Regions from separate parts of the Homo sapiens genome. Here region 2 is linked to region 1. The links are chromatin contacts, found by Hi-C or POLR2A ChIA-PET in ENCODE. All regions are on one chromosome and are shown on one strand. The core of a region is the stretch at or near the end of the contact, and the rest is flanking DNA. Distances in the headings are between cores, read along the strand shown.

The links. Hi-C counts contacts between places; a loop is a spot of excess contacts on that map. ChIA-PET counts read pairs that join two places held with the same protein, here RNA polymerase II (POLR2A). Pooled maps may share reads with other maps.
Region 2: a map of CD8-positive, alpha-beta T cell shows a loop between it and region 1 (10-fold over the local background). The contact joins the promoter of SARS1 here to the promoter of PRPF38B in region 1. A Hi-C loop is called at or near these places in 3 of 168 maps with a recorded cell type or tissue (CD8-positive, alpha-beta T cell and naive thymus-derived CD4-positive, alpha-beta T cell), 1 of 37 single-sample maps with no recorded cell type and 13 of 50 pooled maps. POLR2A ChIA-PET finds 5 or more read pairs at or near these places in 7 of 52 experiments (CD4-positive, alpha-beta T cell, OCI-LY7, WTC11 and 4 more).

What each region holds. Positions count from the first base shown.
Region 1 is chr1:108,689,531-108,695,408 of GRCh38, forward strand. It overlaps PRPF38B (pre-mRNA processing factor 38B), which reads left to right and starts at 2,780. Exons shown (of 6, transcript NM_018061.4): 1 at 2,780-3,337. The coding sequence starts at 3,062. RefSeq lists enhancers at 2,432-2,621, 2,559-3,119, 2,702-3,031, 3,682-4,242.
Region 2 is chr1:109,211,670-109,217,547 of GRCh38, forward strand. It overlaps SARS1 (seryl-tRNA synthetase 1), which reads left to right and starts at 2,249. Exons shown (of 11, transcript NM_006513.4): 1 at 2,249-2,459. The coding sequence starts at 2,324. RefSeq lists a silencer at 2,043-2,262 and an enhancer at 2,313-2,672.

The DNA.
Region 1 (5,878 bases), core at 1,530-4,029:
GGATCCTCCCTCCTCAGCCTCCCAAAGCACTGGGATTACAGGTGTGAGCCACTGCTCCCAGCCAGAATAGCTAAAACTAAGTGTTGGTGAGGTTATGGAGCAACTGGAACTGTCATACACTGCTGGTGGGAATGAAAAATGTACAACCATCTCAGCAAACAGTTTGGCTATTTCATAAGTGCTGGGTGAGGTGTCAGAGCCCTAGCACTAGAAAGTGGTCAACTCACGGGTTGGTAAGAATTTACAGACAACAGTATAGGTTTAAAAAGGAAACTTCTATTAAATAGAATGCTGCAAAAGAGTGCAGCGGGGCGCCTCAGAAAGAGAGGACTGAGTGTGCCAGTGAATTTTTCCTTAGGGATATTTATGGACCTCAAAGAGGGAGCTTACGGGCAATTTGGACCATATTAGCCATGTAGGTCATGATAAGTGATTACATTTGTAGACATTCTGGTGCCTTAATGTCAGCAAGGGTCACACAATGAGTTTTGATATGCATGCATTCAAGAGATGTATAGAAATTCTAGTTACTTATAAATTTTGGGGAAAAAAAACTGGAACCAGATGCCTGTGTTACATAACAGGAAAGTCTAATTACTTCTGAATTCCTCAGATAAGAAGTTTTTGTCTCCAGGGCCTGCTGGATGGTCACCAGGTAATTTTGCTCTGGTCATTTTCCCCTGACAAATAACTTGGTCAAATCTTGGACCCTTTATATTCCCCCATGCTCAAGTCAGCCTGTTGCATATCATGGTCTCAAGAAAGAGAAAATAGCATAGTGAAGAGGGATGTCAAGTCTATCTGGCTACTTCCTGCTGAAAGAGGGCTCTCCAGCCTGGGCCAGAGAGTGGGACTCTGTCTCAAAAAAAAAAAAAAAAAATCCAGACAGTCTAGTCACAAATGTTCACAGCATTTTCAACAACAATTTGTGTTGTTTCTAATTTGGGGCTATTACAAATAAAAATGCTGTTCCCATCAATGATTAGATAAACAAAATAGTGATAAATCCATACAACTGAATACTAATCAGTAATTAAAACAAAACACAACCTGCTGATACATGCAATAAGGAGGCAAAAAAAAAGAGAACACTGTGTGGGGATAATGATTTCATTTATTTAAGATTCAAGAAAATGCAAACTAGTCTCTACTGACAGAAAGTGGTTGCTTCGGTATGAGGTTGGAAAGAGAGATGGATTACAAAGGGCACAAGAAAACTTTTGGGATTGACAGAAGATTATGTTTATTGTAGTAGTGGTTTAATGGGTATACATATATGTCAAAACTGATCAAACCAAACTTACGGCTTTATATATGTGCAGCGTAGAGGTCTTCAATTATAACTGAATAAAGTTTTCTAAAAAATGGGGATAAAAATAACATCTTCAGCCTGTTGTAGGGATTCACTGAATATGTTAAAGCACTTTATCATAATACCTGGCTCCGAGTTTGATGCCGCTGACACTTAGATATCAAACTCAACCTCTCTACCAAGCTCTTCATCCAAACAGACTAGGGGTAAAGACTGTCTAAGACTATACAGAAAGATCATGTATCTGAGGAATTAAAAATAGGGCATAAGATTTGGCAATGTGTCACTCGGCAAACTCAATAAACTAGTATTATCAAGGCAAAAAATATATACACAAAAAGAACTGGGTTAAAAAAAATTTTTTCTATGGACTTTTAACGTGATAACTCATGACACAGGGGTTAGGATCTTCAGTTTTCCTTTGGAAGTTAATAAAAACCACTATAGAGAAAAACAAGATTTGCTAGTAAGAAGGTGAAAACTGCTTCTCCTCTCAGGGTTCTAGTTCTCTTGCAACCTAAAACAAAGGAACCAGACAGGATATCCACTTTCGTACCGTACAGCTCCAAACACTAATCAATCACTCCATTCACTTATCTTTTCTATTTCCTTGTATTCTGTCAAACAACTGTCTCTTGGTTTAAATACTTTTCTGCTGGTCTTCGCTCTCTCTCTCTCCTCTTCTGGTTTATTTTCATCCAGATGTGGATTTTCCCCAAAGTTTCCATCTTATCCTTTTCTCCTCCTGTGTATGCGCCACTGAAGTCAAGATTGCCACATTCAAACTCCCCACACATTCACACACCCACTCCCAATATACAGTATCTCGCCCAATGTTTATCACTCCGGATACATTCCTAGAATCCAAAGATCTGGAGCAGGGAGAAAAAGAAAAGGCGCCTACCAGATGCCTGGAACAGTCTACTAGGCACTACAAGTACATTAGCTCTTTCAATGCTCACAACAGCCCAGCCAGATGTTATCTCAATCTTACGGATGAATAAATTTAAGACTTCTGGCTGGACACTAGAGGCTGGCGAAGTACGTGACCTTTGATCAGAATCTCCTGGAGGAGTGGGGTCCCTGACCATTGTACCTTCCAGAGAACCTTAAAACTGAGATCCCAGGAGACCCCTCTCGGATACTCTGCAGAAGTCAGAGTGACGATATTAGCAAGCACACCGCAGCCATGCGAACCCTTCCTGGCTCAGCTCCCGACAAAAGAAATCAAGCCCCCAGTCAAAATACAACAACAACGGATTAGGCCTACAACCCTCTCCCCCGGCCCCCAAATTCTCAGGAGAAATCCCCTAAGAGTCAGGTACGGAGGTCACTGCAGCGACTTCAGCGTGCAGAGAACGCGGGGACCTAGGAAGAGGACGCTCCAGCCCAACTGAGCGTCTCTGATTGGCCGCCAGCTCAGCTTGGAACGCTGGGGTGCGTGGCGTCATATCCGCCGGGCCCGCCATCTTGTTCCCAGGGGCAGTTGGCGGAAGAGATCGAGCTCCCTGGCTGCCGGCTCGCCTTCTGCGTGGAGTTCTCGCGGTCTGGGTTTCGCTGTCTGCTCTTGGCCCGGGGTCATTTTGTCGGCGTCGGGTGCCCTCTCTTGCCCAGCTGGGGCACAGCGAGGCGGCCCCTTCTCCCGACGACGTTCGATGGAGTAGGGTCCCAGACCGTTGTCCCGAAGAGCGAGATCGAGCTTGGCCCCCTCCCCCCCCTCCTTCCCTCCCTCCTTCCTTCCGCCGCAACATGGCTAACAACAGCCCCGCGCTGACAGGCAACTCGCAGCCGCAGCACCAGGCGGCTGCAGCTGCGGCTCAGCAACAGCAGCAGTGCGGCGGCGGCGGCGCTACCAAGCCGGCGGTCTCCGGCAAGCAGGGCAATGTGCTCCCGCTCTGGGGCAACGAGAAGACCATGAACCTCAACCCCATGATCCTGACCAACATCCTGTCGTCGCCTTACTTCAAAGTACAGCTCTACGAGCTCAAGACCTACCACGAGGTGGTGGACGAGATCTACTTTAAGGTACGAAGTGTGTAGGCCTTGGCTTTGGGGGTAAGTTCGGAAGAGGGGGTATGGAGGAAACGGGCGAAGGCGGCCCCCGAAATCTGAAGATTTGTGGGTGGGGGAAGGTGGTTCGGCGGAGGGGTGGCTGCGGCCTGTAGTGTGTCTGGGAGGGGTCGGACTGGGGCCGCCCTCTCGTTTCCATTTTAGATTTTTAGGGCCGGGAGAGCCCGCCACTATTGATCTCTCTCCTCCCCCAACCTCCTGCCCACCCCTGGGGGGAGTTGGGCAAGAGGGATGGGGGAGAGGAGGAAAGAGTAACAGAAGCCTTTCCAGTTTACAGCTTTAAAATTATTCCTTTTGACGTGGATCTGCTGAGCGCCAACTTGTTGGTGCTTCTCCCGCTCACCCCTGGCCAGGGCGTGTAATGACTTCAGTATTGGCCTCGTGTTGTTGGTACTCACTATCCGATCCAGGCAGGGAAATGGTCAGTGCGTGTGTGTCGGGTGGGGTGGGGGGATGAGGGTGGAGAGGTGCCATTTCAAGAGGTGTACAGAAGGCCTGGAAATTTTCCCAGCAGGAAGTCAGGAGTAAGAGGTCTCAGCCACCTGTGCATTGGGCTAATTTAGAATTATCTGGGCCCTGGGCTTCTGCGGCAGGGTCGGTGCTGGCTTGGCTGTGCTGGGGAGCTCACCTGGCGCCTCCTCACTGCACTCTTGTCTCAGTTCTTGTTTCGTTAGCAGGATTGACTCAGTCTTGCAGCGAGGCTCGGAGCAGCCCAGGGTCGCAGGTAGAGGTATGCACTATTAATCATGCTCAATCGCCATAAATGCATTTCCCTGGTTAAATGAACGACTAATTAGATTTTTGTGGGTTTTTTTGGCCATTGCTTTTGGTCCTTCACCAATTAGGTAGGCTTTTTCCACTTCCCTGCAAATTATGTAGTATAAAAAATACCTTCCAGGCCTCCGAAAGTTAATTTCTATTTTAAAGAATATTAATAATAGCCTTAGTGGTCTTTAAAAATTTTATCCGGAGCATCTAATACACAATCCATTTTTGTCTATATTCACTCTTAAAAACTTGACAGACCGCACAAAGTGTTTTCTATCATTTGAACGTATGTGTAGAGATGGTAACAAAAGGACATTCTCTTTTGTCTTGCCCACCTTTTCCCCCAGTTGAGTAATTAGGTTATTGAAGGATTTTGAGAGATTAGTTGCTTTTTATAGAAAACATCTCTTGAATACAGTTCAACTTTGGGTTGATAAAGTACACAAATAAATTTGGAATCCTCTTACGAGAGTAGGTCTGATTGTAATTCTATGAATTAGTTTTTTTAGCTTTTAAAAGGTAAGACCTTTTTAGCATGGATACAGTATGGTGAATAACATTTAATCCTTAGCTTTATTTATGCAGTAAACTTTAAACAGTTGAAAATTGGGTTCCTGCTCTTTCTGCGGCAGGTTCTGTTTTCTAACATAGGCAAAATGTTAATGTAATAGAGGAAAGTCTCGTTTTTAAGTTTCAAATGTGTTTTGAAACAAGATTCTACCAGGAATTGTTTTTAAATTCCGTTAAAAAACTAAAGACCCAGTTTTTTTACTAATATTAAGAAGACTTAAGACTTTCAGATCAAATACTCACTGAAATTTATAAGTTTCCAACTTTGTAATTTTATTTTGTATGCATCCAGCCCTGCCTTTGGCTAGCTTTTAAGGAATTGAAACATCTTTTACATGGCAATCTGTGGGGAAGAAAGGAAACGTTAAAGCACTGCAAAATAGTGTAGTGCTTAAACTTACATGCACGCTTTTCTATCTAAAGCCATTGTTCAGGACTACAAAATTTACCATGTGGGTGGAAATAGAATTTTAGAAATATGCAGTGAAAAAACAGGATTTTTTTTTATGTTTTTAAAAAAAAACAAAGATGGGTCTTCCCAAAAGACCTTTTTGGATTCTATTTTAGAGTTAATATTCTTTTGTTGTTGTTGCTGTTGTTGTTGCTATTTTTAGATAAGGACTAGTTTTTGTAAGATGTTCCTCTTAGCAAATATGATACTGTATCATCTTTGATGATACTTAGTATATGCCAGTGACTATTCACACTCAGTTTTTGACACAATTTATATTCTGGGGAATAATTGGATTGGTTCACACATAATTAGGCTGAAGCTTAATTACAACAATGATCTCTGTAAGTGTGGCCTTTGTAATTTTATCTTTAATCAGGAATAAACCTGACCCTGGTGGAAAAAATGTACAAATAAAAAGTTCCATAATTTTGCATCACAAGTAACTCGTTACTGTTTTAGAAAATTTTCTTCAAGTAATTTTCCTTAATTTTATAATGTAGATTTTAAATTACAATAAAATTGAACTATTGAAGGTGTTTTGAAGTTTTTAAATTAATGCTTAACGTTAATACTTTTTGCTTTAAATTGGAGACTTAAATCCATTTTTAAAGGAAAATGTTAAGCAACCCATAAGTTAAATTGTCAAATATTATCAAAGTTAAAATATTACCAAATAGTTTTTGCAACCAAGTGAGACTATAGAA
Region 2 (5,878 bases), core at 999-3,498, 520 kb after region 1:
GATAAGATCAATTGTAAAAATGCATGAATAAATTTGGAGAGATCAGAATTTCAAGATCACTTGTTGAATGACATTGATGACCTTCCTAAAGGGTTGACCCAGTGGCCCTCCTCCCCTAGGCCTGGGATCACTTCAGCCTCAGAAACACCTGCCACTGTTTTAGAAACTTAATTGGCAATACACTTTGGCGGTGCCTTCAATGACATGGAAGCAGGGAGCGCCCCCATCACAGACCTTGCCCTCAGAAGGTTTTAGGGAACCCAACACTTTGAGGAGAGTCTTCTTAGATGTTTTCCTCCAAGACTGCAGCTCCTCACCCTTCCTTTCCACTGGTTTTAAATCTAATACCATAGGCAGGTTGAACCAAGGAGAGCACACCCAGACAAGCCCCTTTCCTCTGCCTCCCTCAGGGTCTCTACTTAGCTCTATCATTGTTGTTAGACCTGACCTACACTTCAGGGTTGGCTTGGCAGAGGCTTTTTGGGGAGCAGGGATAGTGTAAGAGGCAAAAAAAAACAAAAAACAAAAAACAAAAACAAAAACCCACACTCAACACACAACATTTCTGTGACCAGATGCAGTGGTGAGGGGCCCTGGGGGGTAAGTTCCTCAGACACCAAGCGATTCTCCAGTGGACATTGGCTAAGCATTCTATAATTCAATTCGATTCTGATTCTGACACTAGCTACCTGGAGGTAGTGTCAGATTCCATGGGGTAAGGGCTTGATCCCACTAGACTGCTCCTCTTCAGATGCCAATTGCAAGTAGTAGATTTCACCTATACTTCTTAGCAGCTATAAACTGGGGCTCCCACTACCCCCTCCTTTGGTCTGATTAATTTGCTGAGAAGGCTCACAGACCTCAAGGAAACATTTACCAGTTTATTATAAAGGATAGTACAAAGGGTACAAATGAACAGCCAGATGAAGAGATGGATAGGGCAAGGTGTCAGGGGTGCAGAGCTTCCATAACCTTTCTGGGCAAGACACCCTCCTGGCATCTCCACATGTTCAACAACCCTGAAGCTCATCAACTCTTGTTGTTCGAGCGTTTATAGAGTTTGATGTCCAGCTCCTCCCCTCCCCCTTTCCTGGAGGTTGAAGGGTGGGGATGAAAGTTCCAATCCTCCAATCACTTGGTCTCTCTGGTGACTGGCCCCATCCTAAGGTTATCTAGGGCCCCCATCCTAAATCACCTCCTTATTATAAACTCAGGTGTTATCAAAGAGACCCATTACGTATAACCCAGGAAATTCAAGGGTTTTAGGGGCTGTGTCAGGAACCAGGGACAAAGCCCAAATATATTTCATATTATAAATAAATAATATGATAGTTAGCTATGTCACACCCTCATCTCAGGAGTCCATGACGGCGGTATAAGATCAAGAAGGTCTTAGCACATCTAGCTTCGAGAAGGCATTGGAAGTGAGGCTTTAAAGTTTCTGCAGAGTGGAAGGATTGGGGGTGGGGGTGGGGGAGGAGATCACCTGTTCCCAAATCCTTCAAATAATCTCTTGTTATCAGGGAGATTCTTTGATAACTTTGGCTTCACTCGGCAACTAGAATATTTCATTTAAAGGTCTGAACATTATAAAATCAAAGTATGATACAAACCGTTCTTCAAGACGCTTTCAAATTGACCCAAGACATGACCTCAACACCTTATACGGCGTTCAAATCTGCTTAATGTCCCTTTGGAAAAGTTTTCTCTCGTCTCTCTCTAAAAGACAACCGCACTTTCCCAAAGCTGTGCTCTTAAGAGTTGGTAAAGTGACAATTTGGTTTATCCAATAATCAGATTAATAAAGGTATACCATTTCTAAGGCACGAGAGCAGGAATCTTAAGCTGAGGTAGCCCTGGGACTAAATATGCCATCCTCTTGTATCAAGATGGAGAAGACGGCCGAGGTTCAGGGAAAGAGCCCAGTGGAAGAACCCAACCTAGTGAGAGGAAAACGGGCACCTGGTGAAGGCCCCGGCCTCTAAGCTAGGGATGAGGGGACAGGCCTCTGCCTAGCCTGAGACAGGAGTAGGAAACTGAGGCATTCACACTTTTATGTGGCGATCACAGTTCCTGCAGACTGTAGCAGAGCTGGGGAGCAGGAACCAGAGGTATAGTCCCACGCCCACCCACTCTCCCCTCCCCTCCCTCCGCGGCCCCGCCTCCAACCAGCCGCTTCCGGTCGCGGGGAGGGTCGCCTGCGGGCTCCAGCTGCGCCTGCGCAGGAAGGGCGGGTCAGCGCGCCGGCGCAGTGCGGCGGTCACAGGCTGAGTGCTGCGGCGCGATCCTTGCTTCCCTGAGCGTTGGCCCGGGAGGAAAGAAGATGGTGCTGGATCTGGATTTGTTTCGGGTGGATAAAGGAGGGGACCCAGCCCTCATCCGAGAGACGCAGGAGAAGCGCTTCAAGGACCCGGGACTAGTGGACCAGCTGGTGAAGGCAGACAGCGAGTGGCGACGATGTAAGTACCGGGACGGGCGGGTTACCTCCTTGATGCTAAACCCAATTTTCTCTCTCAAATCCAGCCACCGCTCCTGAGGCCACAGCTTCCACCCTTCGTCAGACCCCCTCCCAGGGTGCGGTGGCTCCGAGGTTCTCCCCATCCCCGAAAACACAGCCTGGTCGCCGGGGTCATCCCACTTTCTCCTCCACCCGGGCGGAGCGAGGTCCCTTCCACGCGTGCTCAGTGCCGTTCGCTGCCAGTGTGCGTACGCACGCGCATCGGGAGCTGTCAAGCCTTCCTGCCCCAGGGGTTGCCAGAACATGCCGGGGCGGGAGGTTGTGGGGTCTACGCGGCTTTCCTAACACGAATCTTTGGTCCCCCCCAGTCTTTTTCTCATCTTCAGCAAGGCCAGAGTGGTTTTCCTTTGTTTTGATAGGATCAAAGGCTTCTCCTGAGACTGCGTCACTTCTGCAACACAGTAGATTCATTCCTTCGGTATCGGAAGCATTTCGGGGCGTTGGAGGCCGCTCTTGGCCAAAATAAATGACCCTGAAGCTTTTCGGAAGGCCATCCCCCGACCTATGGGCATACCTTTAAGAATTAGAAAAGTCTTTTCCGTGGTAGATCAAACGCGAGGGGAGTGAGGAGGCGAGCAAAAGATTGTAATGACTGAAGCTGTTTAATTGTGATTTGTGGACGTTTTCCTTTAAAGACATTGGCAGAGTTGGGCTAGAACCTGGAACTGCCGGATCTTGGAGTCATATCGGGCATCTATCATGAAGCCGAATAAAACCATAGAACCATCTGCCCATAAATCTCTGCCTGTATTAACTGGAGTGGTCGCTGGTTGGGCGGATGCTGTCAAGTACTTGTGATTTGATTTGTCTGATGCAATAGGTCTGCAACCATCTGGGAGCTAGGTCGATGACAGTACACTGCAAAGGCAGCCACTATCCAAGAGTGTGATGGATTTCTATTAGGAAAATTGATTTTCTCCTGTTTATAAGGATCTTGGATGTCAAAAGAATATTTGTTTAACTTGAGTTTTGTGCTGATTCTATGTCTTAGGCCCTCTATTGTAGTAGTTTGTTTGATTGTGAGATTCCACACTTGACCTGAAGTTTCGAGTTGCAATGGAATTTAATTTTGCCACATTTTTTGTTTAGGATAAAACTAGCCTGAGCACTGTTCTACTGAATCTGAAGTCAGGAGTATCAGATTTTTGTGTCAGTCCAGCCCTTAGCCAGTGCTAAATGACTTTGAATGTGTTAGCTAGTCTTTTGGGTATAATGTCCACATCTGAGGGATTTGTCCCTTATCTGAAAAGTAGATAGGTGGTGAGTTCTTCAGGGACAAGGATTCAATTTTATTCATACAGTATATATGTGGATATACATATACACATTTATACATAAAATCCCAGTACCTAGCACTGTACCTGGTCCTTGGTAAGGCCTTGATAAAGGTTTGTTAGAGGCGTGAATATTTTCTGTCTTCAGGGCACTTTATATTCTTTATGAAAAGCAGTTTATGTAGTTTATGTTATTGTTTTAAAAAACTTAATCCTAAATGTGAAGTCATTTCTTTTCTTTGTTTTGTTTTGTTTTGTTTTTGAGACGGAGTCTCTCATTATCACCCAGATTGGAGTGCAGTGGCACCATCTCGGCTCACTGCAACCTCCATCTCCCGGTTTCAAGAGATTATCATGCCTCAGCCTCCAAGTAGCTGGGACTACAGGTGTGCACCACCACACCCAGCTAATTTTTTTTTTTAGTTGAGATGGGAGTTTCACCATGTTGGCCAGGCTGGTCTCTAACTCCTGACCTCAAGTGATCCGCCTGCCTCAGCCTCCCAAAGTGCTGGGATTACAGGTGTGAGCCACCATGCCTGGCCAATAGTTTATTTCCAATGCATCTATTAATTTGATTCTTTTCTATTTGACAACCCTTTCCAATATTCTCTTTGCATCCAAATGGAATTTATGTTTTTTCCCAAGTTCCCAACTGCCCAAGGTAGACACTGGCAGATTTATATCAAGGTTCTTTGACATCTTGAACTTCAGATCAGAGGATGGAGTTCTTCTCTCATTGCCTTGAGCAAGGGCTTATAACCAGAGCCACATTAAGAACTCAGATCATGCTCCCTAATTGAGGACACATAGCAAGCTTCACCAAGCCCTCCACTACAACTATACCAATTTGTCTTCCTGTAGACTTACAAGGTACCACTAGGGTTCCTTTGGAGAACTCAGGAGTCCAGTATAACTTGGAGTGATAATACCACATTGGAACTCACAACTCTTCTAACTCCAGGGATTTGAATGTGATTTCTTCTTTTTAATTCAGAGTAGCGTAATGATCCTACACTTGGGCATATTTGTCTTGGCCCCACTCCCAAAGCAAATAGATTTCCATGTAACTGGAAATCTGCTGCAAACCCCAAGAATTTTATCCTCCCTCAAAAAGTGCTATCCTGAGTGGTTTTTTTTTTCTTTTTACTGTACATTGAAAATTGAAGTTGTTGTTTCCTTTTTTTTTAATTTGAGACAAGGTCTCACTGTGTCACCCAGGCATGATCACAGCTCACTGCAGCCTCAATCTCCCCAGGCTCAGATGATCCTCCTGCCTTAGACTTCTGACTAGCTGAGACTACAGGCGCAATGCCACCATGCCTGGCTAATGTGTGTATTTTTTGTAGAGATGGAGTTTCGTCATGTTGCCTAGGCTGGCCTCAAACTCCTGGCCTCAAGCGATCCTCCCACCTCGGCCTCCCAAAGTGTTGGGATTACAGGCATGAGTCACCATGCCCAGGCTAAAGCTGTTATTTCCTCATAACCTTTACTGCACATGTTTTAAAACAGGTCCTTATCATTGTTTGCCCCAGCAACTGGAATAGCTTTCTATCTGCTTTCAATCTTAACCCAGTCTCACCAGGGCATATAATCTTTCTAGAATGCAAATCTGATCATTTTACTTGAAGGCTTAAGTTTTGCAGTGACATACTTTAGAGCAGCACTGTCTGATAGGAATAGAATGTTAGCTTCATGTATACAGATGCTCCTTGACTTAGGATGGGTTTATGTCCCAATAAATCCACCATAAGTTGAAAATATTGTAAGTAAAAAATGCATGAAATACACATACCCTACTGAATATCATAGCTTAGCCAAGCCTACCTTAAATGTGCTCAGAACACTGATGTTAACCTACAGTTGGGAAAAATCATCTTACACAAACCCTATTTTATAATAAAGTGTGAATATCTCATGTAATTTATTACTATTGATCATAAAGTTTAAGCATTATAAGTTGGCGATAGTCTGTAATTGTTAATTTGTTTGTATCCAATATAAAAAATATAAAGAGAAACAGATGAAATTAATTTTAGTAATACATTTTATTTAACCTAGTCTTGTATACCCAAAAGTTATATATATA